Linked DNA regions of Homo sapiens: region 2 is linked to region 1. A link is a contact called in ENCODE Hi-C or POLR2A ChIA-PET data. All regions are on one chromosome and are shown on one strand. Each heading gives the region's core, a stretch centred on a gene start or an enhancer-like site at or near the end of the contact. The rest is flanking DNA. Distances are from core to core; before and after follow the strand shown.

What was found. A loop is a pair of places that touch in the nucleus more often than their neighbours do. ChIA-PET counts read pairs that join two places held with the same protein, here RNA polymerase II (POLR2A). Pooled maps may share reads with other maps.
Region 2: a pooled map shows a loop between it and region 1 (2.0-fold over the local background). The contact joins the promoter of NFIX-AS1 here to the promoter of FARSA in region 1. A Hi-C loop is called at or near these places in 7 of 50 pooled maps. POLR2A ChIA-PET finds 5 or more read pairs at or near these places in 6 of 52 experiments (BJ, HEK293, WTC11 and 3 more).

The regions. Positions count from the first base shown.
Region 1 is chr19:12,931,290-12,936,692 of GRCh38, forward strand. FARSA (phenylalanyl-tRNA synthetase subunit alpha) reads right to left here and starts at 2,422. Exons shown (of 13, transcript NM_004461.3): 1 at 2,261-2,422. The coding sequence starts at 2,407. It overlaps FARSA-AS1 (FARSA antisense RNA 1), which reads left to right. Exons shown (of 3, transcript NR_149078.1): 2 at 1,681-1,748; 3 at 1,860-2,007. RefSeq lists enhancers at 2,025-2,094, 2,105-2,604, 2,326-2,620, 5,386-5,403 and a silencer at 3,657-3,762.
Region 2 is chr19:13,012,869-13,018,271 of GRCh38, forward strand. NFIX-AS1 (NFIX antisense RNA 1) reads right to left here and starts at 2,285. Exons shown (of 2, transcript XR_001753870.2): 1 at 1,338-2,285; 2 at 1,020-1,113. The region is part of intron 1 of NFIX (nuclear factor I X); the gene reads left to right.

The sequences.
Region 1 (5,403 bases), core at 1,172-3,671:
GTCTTGCACTGTCGCTCAGGCTAGAGTGCAATGGTGCGATCTCGGTTCACTGCAACCTCTGCCTCCCGGGTTCAAATGATTCTCCTGCCTCAGCCTCCCGAGTAGCTCGGATTACAGGTGCCCACCACCACCCCCAGCTAATTTTTGTATTTTTAGTAGAGATGGGGTTTCACCATGTTGGCCAGGCTGGTCTCAAACTCCTGACCTCGTAATCGGCCGACTCCGCCTCCCAAAGTGCTAGGATTACAGGCGTGAGCCGCCGTGCCCGGCCCTTTAAATTACTTTTTAAAGACAGGGTGTTGTTATGTTGTCCAGGCTGGTCTCAAACTCCTGGCCTCAAGTGATTCTCCTTCCTCAGCCTCCCAAAGTGCTGGCATAATGGGCATGAGCCACCATACCCAGCCTGTCTCCATGTTTAAATGTTCACATGTCAGTGCCCAGAATGTCAGAGACGGGCCCTGGAGGTCCACATTACAAACAAAAACTGAGGTTCCAGGTCCAGAGTCATGAAGACAAGGACAACAAGGGTAAGTAGAGTGCACAGGGCCTGGCTCCCACTTCATTCTAATCCCAACTCTGCCCTTCACTTACTGTGTGACCTCAGGAAAGTTGCTTAACCTCTCAGTGACTCTTCTCATCCATAAGAGAAAGGTGTGATGGGTTCTACCTCAGATGATTTTAAGGAGTAGCTAAATTAATACTCAGAAAGAATATATAGTGCCTACCACGTGACAAACACTGCATAAATTTTTTTTTTTTTTTTTTTTGAGACGGAGTCTCGCTCTGTCGCCCAGGCTGGAGTGCGATCTCGGCTCACTGCAACCTCCACCTCCCGATTCAAACAATTCTCTGCCTCAGCCTCCCAAGTAGCTGGGATTACGGGTGCCCACCAACACGCCTGGCTAATTTTTTTTTGTATTTTTAGTAGAGACAGGGTTTCATCATCTTGGCCAGGCTGGTCTTGAACTCCTGACCTCGTGATCCACCCGCCTTGGTCTCCCAAAGTGCTGGGATTACAGGTGTGACCACTGCACCCGGCATAAATTCTAATTACTATAATTATTTTTATGGCTATTACTGTCATTAGATTGAACCTCACCTCCTTATATTATTTAACCCTCTGTGACGTATACAAATGTCAGATCATATTGGTCAAGGCACTGTCACCCCACACAACACAGCTGCCATCTCTCCTCTGCATTGAGGACTATGGGCTCTGCAGCCTGAGTGCCTAATTTCAAATCTGGGCTCATCGGCCTCTTCTATTCACACTGATTATGTTACTGACCATCAGTTGTCACATCTGCAAAATGGGAATAACATGGCCATCAGCCAGGATTATGGAATGGATTGGACAAACAAGCTGAGACCAAAGTGGGGCACAGAACATGAGCTCTACGGATAAACAGCCCAGATCCTGGCCCCATGGATCTAGCCTTCTGGGTGGCCCACGGGCCCCTCAGCATCCTACGCCTGTGACTCTGTCACTGTCCACTTGCCCAAGTCAGAAGGCTGGACTTCATCTGTGCGCCCCCTGCCTTGTCCTGAATCCCACGCCTTCCCCACCTCCCCCAAGCTTCCTTCCCATAGCCAGACATCATGCCCTCCAGCTTGGGGAAGTGCCAGCTTCTTCTTTCATCCCTTCACCTCCAGTCCTGTCCATGCCAATTCTTCCCAAAGGTGATGTGGATAGCACACTCATCTGACCGGCTCTAGCTCCTGCTATCGCTTCCCAGTTCCCTCATGAGGTAAAGACCTAAGAGGCTTTGCAATTACAGCTATGCTGGTCTCCCTTGCCGCCTGCCATCCCCCAAGATCCCGGCCACTGATCTCTAAAGTGCTATCACTTTCCTCAACAGAGAACAGACTCAGCCGTCACCTGCACCAGGCCGCTCTCCCTGACCCCCAAGGCTGGGTCAGCTGTCACAGCTGGGTCCCCTGTTTTCCCCCATCACTCTGGTTCTTGAAGCACCTTCCTATTACGTCGCAACCTGCGTGAGGGCAGCAACCGCGACTTCCTCGTCCATCATCGTACCCTCTACCCACGCTGACCGTGCCTCAATAAACGTTTATTGCATGAGGAACATCCGTGCGTCTGGGCCCTCACTCGTCCCACTTCCCGCCCGCACATCCCGGAGTGGACACATATACAGCTACCCCAAACTAGGCCTGAGGGAATTTGGCTTGGACGTAGAGCGCCCGTGGCAAGGGGACTGTAGGTGCAAGGGCAAGGCGGTCCGGCATCACGGGCCCGGCTCACCTCGCCCAGCGCCTGAAGGCTCTTCACGGCGCCCACCACCGCCTGGTGCTCCATGCCCAGCTCAGCCGCCAACTCGGCGCTGTCCAGGCCGCCATCAGACGCCTCCAGCCGCCGGAGCAGCAGTTCCGCCACCTGACCATCCGCCATGACTCCTTCCAGTGTGCTCAGCGTGTCCGGGCCCGGGTGGGCGGGGGGAGCTGAGCCACCGGAACCGGAACCGGAGTGTGTACCGCCATCTTGAATGTGTCTAACTGTAGAACAGGGCTCAATGTGTCGTCATCTTGAGTGTGGCGACGGAGCCGCAAAAGGTGCATGGGACTCAGTTCCCACCTCCACCCTGGCTCCATCAATGGCGTCTGGTTGACCAGAGGGGTAAAATTGATTATCTCAAGGTCAGAAGCACCGCCCTGTTTTGAGTTTTATCTAGCCTCACTTCGAGCGGGCTGTGTGACCTTGGACTTCCCCGTCTCTGGGTTACAGAACCCTCTGCCCTTCTGGTATTCTCTCTTGCCCTAGGAGAGGCGGTGGGTGGTGGGCTCCAGAGATGGTCATTTTGGCGATGTCAGCTACTTTTAAAATTTCAAAGGAAGGCTGGGTAGGTACCGTCCCTTTTTATAGAGGGAAAAGGAATTCACCTAGTAAGTCAAGGTGGCACCTAACCTGTGTGGACTACCTCGTATGTGGTAGTACTTAGCCCAGAACTGAGTACTTCACGTGTAGTATTTCATTTATCCCCAAAACTTTATGATGTAGATACTGATATAACCGCATTACACATGTGAGAAAACTGAGGCTCAGAGGGTGGTATGACTTGCCCAAGGTTCTACAGAGAGTTGGTGGAAATGAAGTCATAAATTATAAACCTTCCAGATCCTCCCACCCCTGTGCGCTGAGAGTAACGTCAGTGCAAATACTGCATGGCCTAGATTAGCACTGTCCTATAGAAACACAGTGCAAAACATCTTTCTTTTTTGAGACAGGGTCTTGCTCTGTCACCCATGCTGGAGTGCAGTGGTGCAATTATGGCTTACTGCAGCCTTGACTTCCCAGGCTCTAAGGATCCTCCAACCTTAGGCTCCTGAGTAGCTGGAACTGCAGGTGCGCGCCACCACACCCAGCTTTTTTTTTTTTTTTAAGTATGGGTTTTGGCCATGTTGCCCAGGCTGGTCTCAAACTCCTAGGCTCAGGTTATCCTCCTGCATCGGTCTCCCAAAATGCTGGCATTAGAGGCATGACCCACCTCGCCCAGCCAGCCAGACCCTGACTCTTACAAAAAAAAAGATGACTAATAAAATATTTTGCACTCGGCCGGGCACAGTGGCTCACCTCTGTAATCCCAGCACTTTGGGAGGCCGAGGCGGGTGGATCACCTGAGGTCGGGAGTTTGAGACCAGCCTGACCAACATGGAGAAACCCCGTCTCTACTAAAAATACAAAATTAGCAGGGCGTGGTGGCGCATGCCTGTAATCTCAGCTACTTGGGAGGCTGAGGCAGGAGAGTCGCTTGAACCTGGGAGGCAGAGGTTGTGGTGAGCCGAGATCGTGTCATTGCACTCCAGCCTGGGTGACAAGGCGAAACTCCGTCTCAAAAAAAAAAAAATTGCACTTTTTTTCATACTAAATCTTCAAAATCTGATGCGTATTTTACACTTACAACACATCTCAGTTCGGACCAACCACATTTCAAATGGTCAGTAATCACATGTGGGCAGTGGTGACTTACGTCAGCACAGGTAGATTAGAATCCTAGATCTGCTGGCCAGGCTCAGTAATCCCAGCACTTTGGGAGGCTGAGGCGGGTGAATCACCTGAGGTCAGGAGTTCAAGACCAGCTTGGCCAAGATGGCGAAACCCCATCTCCTCTAAAAACACAAAAATTAGCTGGGTGCAGTGGGGGTGCCTGTAATCCCAGCTACACGGGAAGCTGAGGCAGGAGAATCACTTGAGCCTGGTAGGTGGAGCTTGCAGTGAGCAGAGATCGCACCACTGCACTCCAGCCTCGGTGACAGAGCAAGGCTCTGTCTCAAAAAAAAAAAAAAAAAAAAAAAAGAATCCTAGATCTGTTATTTATGTCATTCAACCAGAAGGTGTAGTCTTTCTGTGCCTCAGTTTCTTGCTCACATGGAGGTGATTGGAGCCCAGGTTACTGTGAGAATTAAATGCCCACACATATTCACACTGCTTACTAAATTGAGTGTGGCCCATGTTCGAACACTCTTATAAGCAGAACACATTTATTCCTTTTACATCACAATTATTATTTGAGTCTGTAAAATGGGATTACTCATATCCCCAAATCCTGACCCTATATGAGGTTCTGTATTAAGGATACATTTCTCAAAGTCCCTTCTCTCCTCCCATTTTATGTTGATTATTTATTTATTTATTTAGGGAGTGGGTCTCACTCTATTGCCCAGGCTGGAGTGCAGTGGCATGATCTTGGCTGACTGCAGCCTCCACCTCCTGGGCTCAAGCAATCCTCTCACCTCAGCCTCCCGAGTAGTTGGGACTACAGGTGTGTACCAGCAGGCCAGGCTAATTTGTGTTATGTATATTATATATTATATGCTATATATAATATACATACTATTCATATATTTATGCATTATATGTCATATATAATATATTACATATGTGTACATATATATATTTTGTAAGAATGAGGTTCCACCATGTTGCCCAGGCTGGTTTTGAACTGCCGGGCTCAAACAATCTGCCTGCCTCAGGTTCCCAAGGTGCTAGGATTATAAGTGTGAACTACCATGTCCGGCTTATTTTTATTTATTTTTGAGACAGGGTCTTGCTCTGTAACCCAGGCTAGAGTGTGCAGTGGCAACAACACAGCTCACGGCAGCGTCAACCTCCTGGTCTCAAGTGATCCTCCTGCCTCAGCCTTCTGAGTAGCTGGGAACACAGGCAGGCGCCACCACGCCTGGCAATTAAAAAAAATGTTTTTGTAAAAATGGCCTCCTGCTATGTTGCCCAGGCTGGTCTTGAACTCCTGGCCTTAAGCATTCCTCCCATCTTGGCCTGCCAAAGTGTTGGGATTACAGGCGTGAGCCACTGTGCCCCGTGTGTTTTTAGTTAATTTCCACAAGAGTCCTTCCTTCCTCTCTTCTATCATGCAGCAAGTACTTTTTAAG
Region 2 (5,403 bases), core at 1,035-3,534, 81 kb after region 1:
AATCCCCGAGCCTTCTCTTTTGGGGGAGTAAAGGCGGGGAAATTTACCAGGGGAGATTTTTGTTTCCAGGGTTGGCTGGGTTTGGGGGATTTTGTCCTCCAGCGAGCGCGGGGAAGAAATGTGACTAAGTGGCAGAAAATGCGCTTTCCCTTTCTCTCTCTTCTGCCTTCGGGCCGCGGGGAGTTGCGCAGACTCTAAAAAAAAAACCTTTAAAAACCCAAAACCTCCCCTCCAAGTCCCTTTCGATCTACGCCACCTTCCCTCTCAGGGCTGATTTCTTGAATTTGGGGCGTCGAGGCCTCCCCACCCGTTGCTACCAGCCCTTTTGCAGCACTTCCTGGGCAGGCCAGGGGAGAGGACGGAAAAGTGAAAAAAGAACGTGTGCGCCCAGCGGACCCGACTTAACCTGTTGGTGGAGGAGGAAGCTGGCGTCGGGCTGAAGTCCCCCGAGCCACCCCTGGAGCCAGAGCAGCCCCCGAGCATTCAGAGAAAGCCGCCCGTCCCCAGTCCCCTCGGAAGCCGGTCATAAACCCGACTTCTCATCACCCGAATTACTTAAATGAGCTTTGATGGTGTTAGGTCCTTTTCCACGTGCGGATGACTCAGCCCGCTGCAGCTGCGCCCGGGGAGGTGACCCTGGGGCAGCGGCTGACCCTGCTGCGCCCTGTACCCTGGACCCAGACGCGGCCCATCCCAGCAGCACCCCCCGCCCCAAGCTCCCAGACCACACTTAGCTTTTTTTTTCCCCCCTTACTCTTCGAGTCTTTTTCCTCTTCTCTAAAAACATTTTTTTTAATTTAAAGGAGTTTTATTACTTCTTTTTTTTTTATAAAGCATGTGAGACAGAGGCTGAATGGTAGAAACAGGCTGTTAAAAAAAGAAAAATACGTGCCGGTGACGCTTCGTGGAGCTGGCGAGCCTCGCCTGTCCCGCGACTGAGCTTGCGGTCGCCCCGATTCTCTAGTAGACCCTGGCGTGGGGCACCTGAGATCTCCGCCACTGAAAAGGCGCTATAGAAATGCAAGGAATTATGATTTTAATAAAATTGTCTCATTTAGGAGCGAGCTTCTGCGCTGCCTCTGTCGTCGGAGCCCGGGTTTGCCACGGCAAAGTCTGTAATCAGAGAAAAATACCAGCTTTGTTGAGGGTTAGAATATATCATTGGCTAATGTGTGTGGTTTTCTTTTTAAATAATGCTAAGCATTGGAATAATTAAAGAGTGAGAAATAACTCGTCTCTCCTCTCTCCTCTCCATTCAGCATTGTCTTATTTAAGGGCGGAAAGCGCGCTTTTCGGCAGAGCTGGTTAGTTTTTAATGCGGGCTTTTTTTTTCTCACCCGCCGTTCCCTCCGCTCCGGTCTGATTCGCAAATCCCCAAACTGGCACAAACCGGGAAACTTGCGGCCGGCCGTTCTTCTCCCCGAGTTGGAGACAGCCCTCTCCTCTTCCCTCCCCCGCCTCTGGGCCCTGACCCACTGCCTGGTTTGCGCTAGAGCCGTTTAAAAAAGAAAGAAAGGAAGAAAGGAGCCGGGCTCTGGTACCCCGATGCCAGCCGAGGGCGCGTTTCCCAGGCGGCGGGCTGGTGGGAGAGTCAAACCCGGGTGTGGGGAAGCAGCTTCGCTGCCTACTCTGCATCCTCTCCCCTAAAAAGAATCAAGTATTTCTAGAGATCGCCTGCTCAGAGGGCTCAGATCCCTTGTCATATTTTAAATTAAATTGAACAGTTCTTTCTTTCCAGCCCCATATGCAATAGGAAGAGAAAATGCAGTCTTGGAGAGCCCGTCTTGGCAACCCTGTGCCCTTGATAGAAGAGAGAGCTGCCCACTTGGGCTGGGCCTGGCATCCAGCCCCAGAGGAGTGCTCTTGCCACTGGCCACAGGGCCTGGATTTGGGGAGGAAGAGCAGGGTCCAGGGCCAGTGGCTGAGCACGGCCTGGAGAGATGTGGGAGTTGGGGAAAGGACTTTTTATCAGGGCTGCAGAGGTTCGGCTCTGGGCTGGTGGTAGGGGGCTGGTGGTAGGCGAGGTGGCTGCGGTGGCCCTTCCGCCAGGTGTGGGGTAGACCGCTTAGAAGGGAAAGGGGATCCTGAAGTGCCTGAGGAAGAAACAGCAATGAGAAAGCAATGGGAAAAATGGGCAATAAATGGGCATAGGGGTTAGTGCCCACAGGCGCTAGTGGCTGTGAAGTGCCTTTGAGGTGCAAAGGGAGCTTTTTATGTATTTGCTTCAGGTGTTTTTCATTACATGTGTTTCCCTTTTATTTTCCTTGTTATTTGGTCCTTAGACTTTTCAGCGATCCCTTGTATTCGTCTTTTTACATAAGCAGAAACTTTTTTTTTTCCTCCTTAGAGAGATACTGTGGGAGGTATTTTGCCTTCAGTGCTTTCTCTTTCCTGCTTTTTTTAAAATTTAATTTTAAAATTATAAAGTAAATTTAGTGCTAGTGAAAGTGAGGGGGGAACCAGCTGGGGCTGGAGCCAGGGAAGGGGTAGGCAGAGGCAGGGTTCTGCCTCCCTTCCTGAGGCAGCCCCGCCCCAGGACCCTAGGCCCAGCCTGGTGTCGCTTGCTCACTCTCTCTGCTCTCTTCTCTTGATGCCATTCTACTCCCCTCACCTTCCTGCAGGGTTCTTGTGGACAGGGATGGGGACAGTGTATCCCAGTGGGTGCCCATTCTCCCTTTGGGAACCCCTGGCTCTGCAGAGTCATTTTCCTTCATGACCTACATACTGAGGCCCCCCATTCCCTGCCTGCCAGGCAAGCAGGGCGAGAGGAGGGGCCCTTGCTCCCCTCAGACACTAAGGCTGTTTGGCTTTCAGCTCGGCGGGTCCTGTTTGTCCCCCATACATGCCCTGTTAGTCTGCTAAACCCGCTGCACAGTTGGTTGCCCTGTTGATGGGATCAGAGTTGGGCAGGCATAGAGAGATCACACACACACACACACACACACGCACACGCACACGCACTCTGCAGCAGTGAGGATGAGAGGGGTTTCTATTTGCCACACATTTTTGTGGTCACATGAATAGCACACTCTGCTCTATAACACGTGTATGCACATAGGTGTTTGCATTTGATGATACTGGTGTGACAAGGAGGTATTTCTAAGCCATATAAATTATGAGAACTGTATAGCTTAAAAATTTAAGGCTTGTTCAGCGGTGCTGAAAATGTTTATTTCTTAATCTGGGTGGGGTTACATGGGTGTGTTCACTTTGTGAAAGTGTATCAAGCGGCCTAACTTACAGTGTGTGCACTTTTTATACCTGCCTTGCTTCAGTTAAAAAGTTTACTTAAAAAAAGAAGCCCCACTCTCAAAGGTAAAGAAAAACCTGTGCATTACAAAATATAATAAAAATTTAAATAAAAATTTCCTCCAGCCTGCTTTGCTTAGTCCTTCCTGCTAGGAATGGTGGGAGGGCTTGTAAAAAATAGCGGGCTGATATAAAAGCTAGCAGGCATGTGGTCCACGAGGCATCCTGACCCGTCCACATGTGTGGAGTGCCTGAAAACTGCCTACAGACAGGTATAGAGGTAGGATTTTAACATCTCAGGGCTAAAGGATAAGAAATGGTGAGGAGTAAGTTACTTGCCAATTACATTTTGCTGTCAACATCTGGAAAGCAAAATTGCAGCTGTTCTCTCTGCCCCTGCCCCCCGCCCCCGCATTGCCACCTCTTCTTTTTTTTCTGCACACTTACATTTTTTGTACGCTTGCCATTTATACTTCGGTTTTCTGCACTGTTAAAACAATTCCATGGCTCTGTTCAAATTGGGTTGTTGGGTTTGAGTTTTTTTTTTTTTTTTAATGGATCTTGTAGTCTGACAGTATAATTTTTGGAGGGATTTATTTAAACAGGCCCAGGAGCCATTGATAATCCCCTCCCTTTTCTTTCGCCCTCTCTGTCTTCCCAGAACTGCTCAGGCCAGCAATGAGGGGGAGGACGCTCGGCAGCCCTTGCCGGGCTCCTTCCTTTAGCCTCTGCTCCTCCGGGCAGGTACTGACAGCTTCGCCCTCCATGGCCCTTCTGTGGTGTTTTTGTTTTCTCTTCGCCCCCCAAAAATATTTGAACCAAAAAGCCTCTTTTTTTTTTCCTCCACCCACAGCAAACTGAAAGGACTAGTGAACCGTGATTCAACAGAGCGAGGGCGCCTCTTTTCTTCCTTAGCATTAATTAACTCAAGTTCGTTAGGACGTTGGGTCTGTCGCCCACAGTTTTCTCTTGTGTGTGCTGAATCGGGTCATAGAGGGAGACTTCCCGTGCAAACAGTTTGTGTTGGAGCTGAAGGACGCAGAGGGGGAGAGAGGGTGAGAAAGAAAGGGAGCCGGGGAGGGACGGAGCGTGGCCGAGGGGTGGGCATGGTCCGAGCTCCTCAAAGCACCCCCGGTGTCATTCTCTGCAGGGGCTAGACACCAGGGAAATGTGGATTCTTGGGTTTCCTGGGCAATGATCCTGATAATAAAATAGTTGCGGGAGCAATACATTTTGAGGAATTGAAAAATGACCTCTTTCTAACTCCTAAAATTGTACATTTTGGGGTTCTGGCCACTGCCTGTGGCTGAAGCAATTGCAAGAAAGAGGTTCCCTCAGGACCGAGGGGTGCCAGGCCGATCTGAGGGCAGGTGGTGAGGAGAAATCCTTCCTTGCTCCTTGTCTCTCCTGTGGCGGGGGAAACAGAACTGGTAAAAAATGAAGGGGGGTGTCTGGACTGATCCTGATGGAGCTCTTGCAGAGGGACTGGGAAGACCTCTGCCTTTTGGGTTTTGTCACCTTGCCCTGACCCCTCCGAAGGAGGGGATTTGCTGTGGTGCCTGGGGTGAGTTTTCAGCATTTTGCCATTTGCTCTGGCCTTCTCTCTCGACTTCCAGATATTTTCACAGTGTGCTGGGCACAGACCTCATCTTCACGCGCTGGTCTCTCTTTGCCTTGCCTTTTGTCACTTTTTCAGTTCTTCTTCAGAAAGAGTTATGAAGCTGGCCTGTGCAGTTCTTCCCTCTTCCCGGGCCCTTGGCCACCATGAAGTGACACTTCCCAAGCCGGTTAGGTGTGTGAGGCTCTGCACTTCCCTTGCCCCCGGAAGCCCTTCCCTGTCATCTGTCCTTCACGCACTTCGGAAGGTTTCATCCCCATGCAGCCTGCCGGCTGGAGAAGAGAGCTTTGGCCTTCCTGGCTTTTACTTCTGTTTGGTGACACAAGGAAGTTTCAAGCTAAATAATGAATTAAAGAGTAGGATTTTTGTTTCCCATTCCTTGTAGAGGATGAGATGAAAGTAAACAATTTCCAGTTGCCTTAGAGAGAATAGATTGTCTCCCCTAATATCCCCATTCCTACCCTATATTATTCTGTGCCAAGAGGGTAAGGGAGATGTGCCTGGAGCAGAGGAGCATTTGGAGCCAGAACGAGGCT